Linked DNA regions of Homo sapiens: region 2 is linked to region 1. A link is an interaction called in ENCODE POLR2A ChIA-PET data of the cell type or tissue named here. Cell type or tissue: PC-9. All regions are shown on one strand.

Region 1 (2,500 bases):
GAATTTACATAATGAACTATCTATTCAGTGGGAGAGTTAGAAAGCGGAAGCATCTGTTTATTGCCACAAAAATTTATAGATTAAGTTTGGGCAACATAGGGAGAACCTATATCTTCTTAAAAAAAAAAAAATTATCCGGGCATGGTGGCAAATGCCTGTAGTCCCAACTACTCGGGTGGGAGGATCACTTGAGCCACCGGGGGTCAAGGCTGCAGTGAGCTGTGATCTTGCCACGGCATTCCAATCAAGATGATAGAGCGACACCCTGTCTTAAAAAAAGTTGATAGTTTATACATTTATTTATTCATTTACAGATCTGTAGATTACAAATTACTCGTGATGTCTTAAGGTATTTGTTGTTTTGTTCTTACACGTGTGTTATTTTGTGTTTACAAAAGGAAAAGACATTTCATAAAGCTATTGAATCCCGAAAAGTCAACTTTAATTTTATTTTTATTTTTTGAGGCAGGGGCTCACTCTGTTGCCCAGGTTAGAGTTAGGTGGCGTAATAATGGTTCACTGCAGCCACGATCTTCCGGGCTCAAGCAATCCTCTTACCTCAACCTCCCAACTAGCTGGGACCATAGGTGCGTGGCACCATGCCCGGCTAATTTTTAAATTTTTTTGATTAATTAAGTGGGATCTCCCTATGCTACCCAGGCCAGTTTTGAACTCCTAGGGTCAAGGGATCCTCCTGCCTCAGCCTCCCAAAGTGCTGGGATTATAGATGTAAGCCTGAACAATATGAGGCTTTAAACACTACTTCTCAAAGAGCCTTAGCCAGTTCTGGTAGGATAATAACCTCGGGGCAAGTGAAAACTTGGAGAGGCAGGTTGTTCCTAAACTTAATCTTCTCTCTTGAAGCATTTGGTGAAACCTATAAAATTTGGGGGCGTGCAAATTAAGTGTACTTGTAAATATGGTCTGAAAAAATGCATTCACTGTATTTTTGCTTCCCACTGTTTAGTATAACATTTATCAGAGAGGCAGAAAACATGCGGATAAAAATATCCAGTTGTGTATTCTCAGTTGGTATCAAAAGCTAGGTCACTGAAGGTCACTGCCCAGCAAGTCCCCATGTGTAAGAGAGTGTTGGTATGTAAGAGTGTTTCTGATGTTAAGGAATTCTGTTTGCTGTGATGCGAGTTGTGTACATCTCCTTGATTTTTCTCCCCATATGTAACCAAAAAAATGCTATCCTGGATTTTATTTCTCTTTCACAGGAATGGGAAGGAAAAGTGTGGAGTCCGTGTGGATTTCTCTTATTTTATCTGTGGCTTGAATGTACATTTCTGAGAGAGGGTAAGTGAATCCACTCTCCATGTTTTCCTTTCTCAATGTTACTTCCTGTTCACCTTTCTCCTTATTCTTAAGCCTCTGAGGGTTACAATGGGGTGTGTGTGCAGGACTGCTACTGCCTAAGGGAAAATTACAAAGCTGCCTAGGCAGCCTGATTTATGAGGCATTGAAAGGCACATCTGACCAAAAATATCCCCACCACTGGCCTGCCACCAGTGCCTGAAATACCTATGATTAGAATCACCCATTAAAATGTTTTCTGCAGGCCGGGCATGGTGGCTCACGTCTGTAATCCCAGCACTATGGGAAGCCGAGGCGGGCGGATCACCTGAGGTCAGGAGTTGGAGACCAGCCTGGCCAACATGGTGAAACTCCATCTCTACTAAAAATACAAAAATGAGCCGGGCGTGGTGGCGGGCGCCTGTAATACCAGCTACCTGGGAGGCTGAGGCAGGAGAATCGCTTGAACCCAGGGGGTGGAGGTTGCAGTGAGCTGAGGCTGAGGTTGCTCCACTGCACTCCAGCCTGGGTGACAGAGTGAGACTATCTCAAAAAAAAAAAAAAAAAGAAAGAAAAAAAAGTTTGCAGACATGCCTGGCTTCTTTGGGTCATGAAGGCATTGTGTTAGGAGAAAATTGGGAAGTGGGAAAGTGGGAAAGTATTGCATTATAATGATTTATATTATGAACCTATCAATCTCTTGGTCAAGAGTAACATCTTGATAAGTAAGTAGACTGAGGCTGGAGGGAAAGTTGGGAGTTGAGAGCTTTGTCCAGCATCTTGGTGTACACCCTGTGCAGGATGAAGTCGACAGGTAGCTGGGGAGAGATTGTACAAAGTGGATTGAGGGGTAGAGATAGCAAAGACAAATTTAGGTATTTCACAGGTCTATACAAGGCCAGGTTAGGAAGTAAGGGTACATAATTGCCAGAGGAATCTCCTTTCTGACTGACTTTAAGGAATCTCTCTTACCGACTCTACAGGGCTGTTATGTGAGGTTCTTTCAATTTTCCTTTTCCATCATCTTAGTTTTGGGGTAACCATAACAGGACTAATGATTCTGTTATTCATAAAATAATATTTGTGACAAAGGCCAAGTAGATTCATATCCGACAAATCCAAGTGGATTTGTCGAGTCTATTCTGTAAAAGTGTCCAGAGCAGTGCTTCTCAAAGTCTTGTCTGTAGACCACCTCTATCTG
Region 2 (2,500 bases), 110 kb after region 1:
TATAAATTCCGACTGTGTCTCTCATCATCAGTGTCATTTTTGTTTTTAAATAATGACAAAGCCATAATTAAATAAGATAAAAATCCTAAGTTTCTGTGACCTTAAGCCTTTTCATAAAGAAATACTTGTTTATTAGTTCAAACTTTACTTATTGAGGAAATGCTTTGTATGAGGCACTGAGACTCTGGATACAAAAATGGATAAATTAATAATGCATAAGATTCCAATTGTCCCCTAATTCTTGAAAATTGATCTCTATCAAAAGTGGTATTAGAAACAGCTCAAAGAATTTTTAATAATCAAAAAAGAACATGAGGCCATTTAACTCAAATTTCTCAATGCAAGAAGTTCCTCTATAATGGCTGATGCCCATTCATTCTCTGCTAGCTCCTACAGCCTCATCAGGCAGCGTGTTTCAGTTTTAGAAAGGTCTAATTAACAAAAAGTTCTTCTGTGTTAAGCTAGAGTCTGTTCCCTGAAACTCCTAATACTGGCCTTAGAGCTATACAAAACAAGTCTACTTTATCTTCAACATGGAAATCCTTCAAATATTTAAGGGCAGCCATCAACTTAACTTCTATTCTCCAGGTAAATTATCTATAATGTCTCATATCACATAGTTTCTACACCATTTACCACTCTTGCTAAGTAGCAGATGACCTCTCTGTAACTCGTAAGCACATGTTACTAATGACGGTATTTTCTAGACATTTTCCTCTCCACGATGTCAAGCGAATTCTAGCCTCTATTTCTGAACCTTTCTTTTTCCAATTTTATTTTTTAATCCAAATAAATTTCAAAGATTTTTCCATAATGTAATATTCAGATTTTAAAAGACCTAGAGTACTTTCAACACAGCTGTTGGGGAAGAAATGAAGCTGACTGAGTGGAGACAGTAGCATGAGACAGAAAAATATGTTTTTATGAGACCTATTATTTACATAGCCTCTTGAGCACCCACTTCTAATCATGGTAAAACTGGAATGCAAGACTGAAGTTCCAATGTCATTATTTTGGGAGGTGAGAAAGGGGAGGAAAGAGTCACTTCCACATCTGAATTAGAGTGTTTTGATATGACCTGCATATTTCTATAACATCTGTCATTGCATCATTTAGTTCATAAGAAAATAATATTTCTGGTTACATGCCAATGATACTGACAGGCAGACTAGCAGTCAAGGCTGAGTCATAGAAGGGTGGGGTTGTGGAGAGCCACAGCTGTAAAACATGTAACTGTCCCTTAAGCAGCTGAAGTGATGCAGGAGGCTGACTGGAAACTGAGCAGGAGATTAAAATGGCCTTTGTGGATGACAGCAATTGGAGTCAGCTCTATAGGTAACAGACCCTCTTGGCTATACTCACAGCACCTGCCAGAGCATCTAGAAGTAGCTAACTGCTTTATTAAGTGGGCTTTTAAAGAAGGAGAGCTGGCCGGGCACAGTGGCTCACGCCTGTAATCCCAGCACTTTGGGAGGCCGAGGCCAGCGGATCACCTAAGGTCAGGAGTTTGAGACCAGCCTGGCCAACATGGCGAAACCCCGTCTCTACTAAAAATACAAAAATTAGCTGTGCATGGCGTCAGGCACCTGTAATCCCAGCTACTCAGGAGGCTGAGGCAGGAGAATTGCTTGAACCCAGGAGGCGGAGGTTGCAGTGAGCCAAGATTGCACCACTGCACTCCAGCCTGGGTGAGAAAGCGAGACTCCATCCCCCCGCCCCGACCAAAAAAAAAAAAAAAAAGCTAAAAAAGCACCAGAAATAATACATCACTGAACTCTTGGCTGTCACTTTCTACCTGTGCCTGGTGCATGTTTTATAAAGTTCTTGGAAAATGAGTGTGTGTGAAAGTTTTGATTACAGTACTTCAAATTGAGAATCTTTTACACGTTATAACTCCCTAACTTGAACAGGACCTTAAGAGAGATTTTTTTAAAGCATATTAACCTGTCATATAAATTATGAGGAGTGCCTATCCCTAATAAAAGAATAAAGGCAAGTCCCGAAAGGGAAGCCAGAGGAGGGCTAGAAATCTAACTTGTTCACTCACTCACTGTAGAGCAACCTCTTAACAGAATCACTTGGAAATTCCTTCATGAATCTGAAATACCAACCAGATGTAGGTGGATACATTTCTTTCAGTTTTGATAAGACATTTTACTTTAAGCTCATACTTGTATCTTACCATAACATTGCTGTCTAAAAATATCTTTAAAAACATAGTTCCTTATCTTGTACTTGACATTCATAACACAGTTCAAAAAGAATTTGTAAAGTCTCAATAAATATGTCAAACTAAATATGGAATGAAGAGACAAGAATTGTTCTTTGTACCTCTGATTTGTTCACTTTTATCTAAATCTAACTCCCACTCTATTATTGCCTGTCTAGGTAGATGACTGGGCTACTGCTTTAATGAGAAGACACAATTCTTGTGTTCACGTTATCTACTATTAAATGCCAAGACTGATGTTGTCCTCTAACTCAATGTCTGTCCAAAAGC

The links. Peaks named below come from ENCODE experiments on the same cell type or tissue, not always from the same donor. Only the 100,000 strongest peaks of a DNase experiment are listed, where the experiment ranks them.
Region 2: POLR2A ChIA-PET joins it to region 1 with 6 read pairs; 1 of 35 experiments calls an interaction of 5 or more read pairs at or near these places.

What each region holds. Positions count from the first base shown.
Region 1 is chr12:95,648,105-95,650,604 of GRCh38, forward strand. It overlaps the pseudogene PGAM1P5. Among named protein-coding and RNA genes, the nearest start is that of USP44, 98 kb to the left of the region's middle. In PC-9, no CTCF peak of the experiment used is centred here; a DNase peak (open chromatin) is centred at 1,437; H3K4me3 peaks cover 570 bases; H3K27ac peaks cover 2,500 bases.
Region 2 is chr12:95,762,954-95,765,453 of GRCh38, forward strand. The region is part of intron 2 of NTN4 (netrin 4); the gene reads right to left. Among named protein-coding and RNA genes, the nearest start is that of NTN4, 27 kb to the right of the region's middle. In PC-9, no CTCF peak of the experiment used is centred here; a DNase peak (open chromatin) is centred at 1,148; H3K27ac peaks cover 2,014 bases.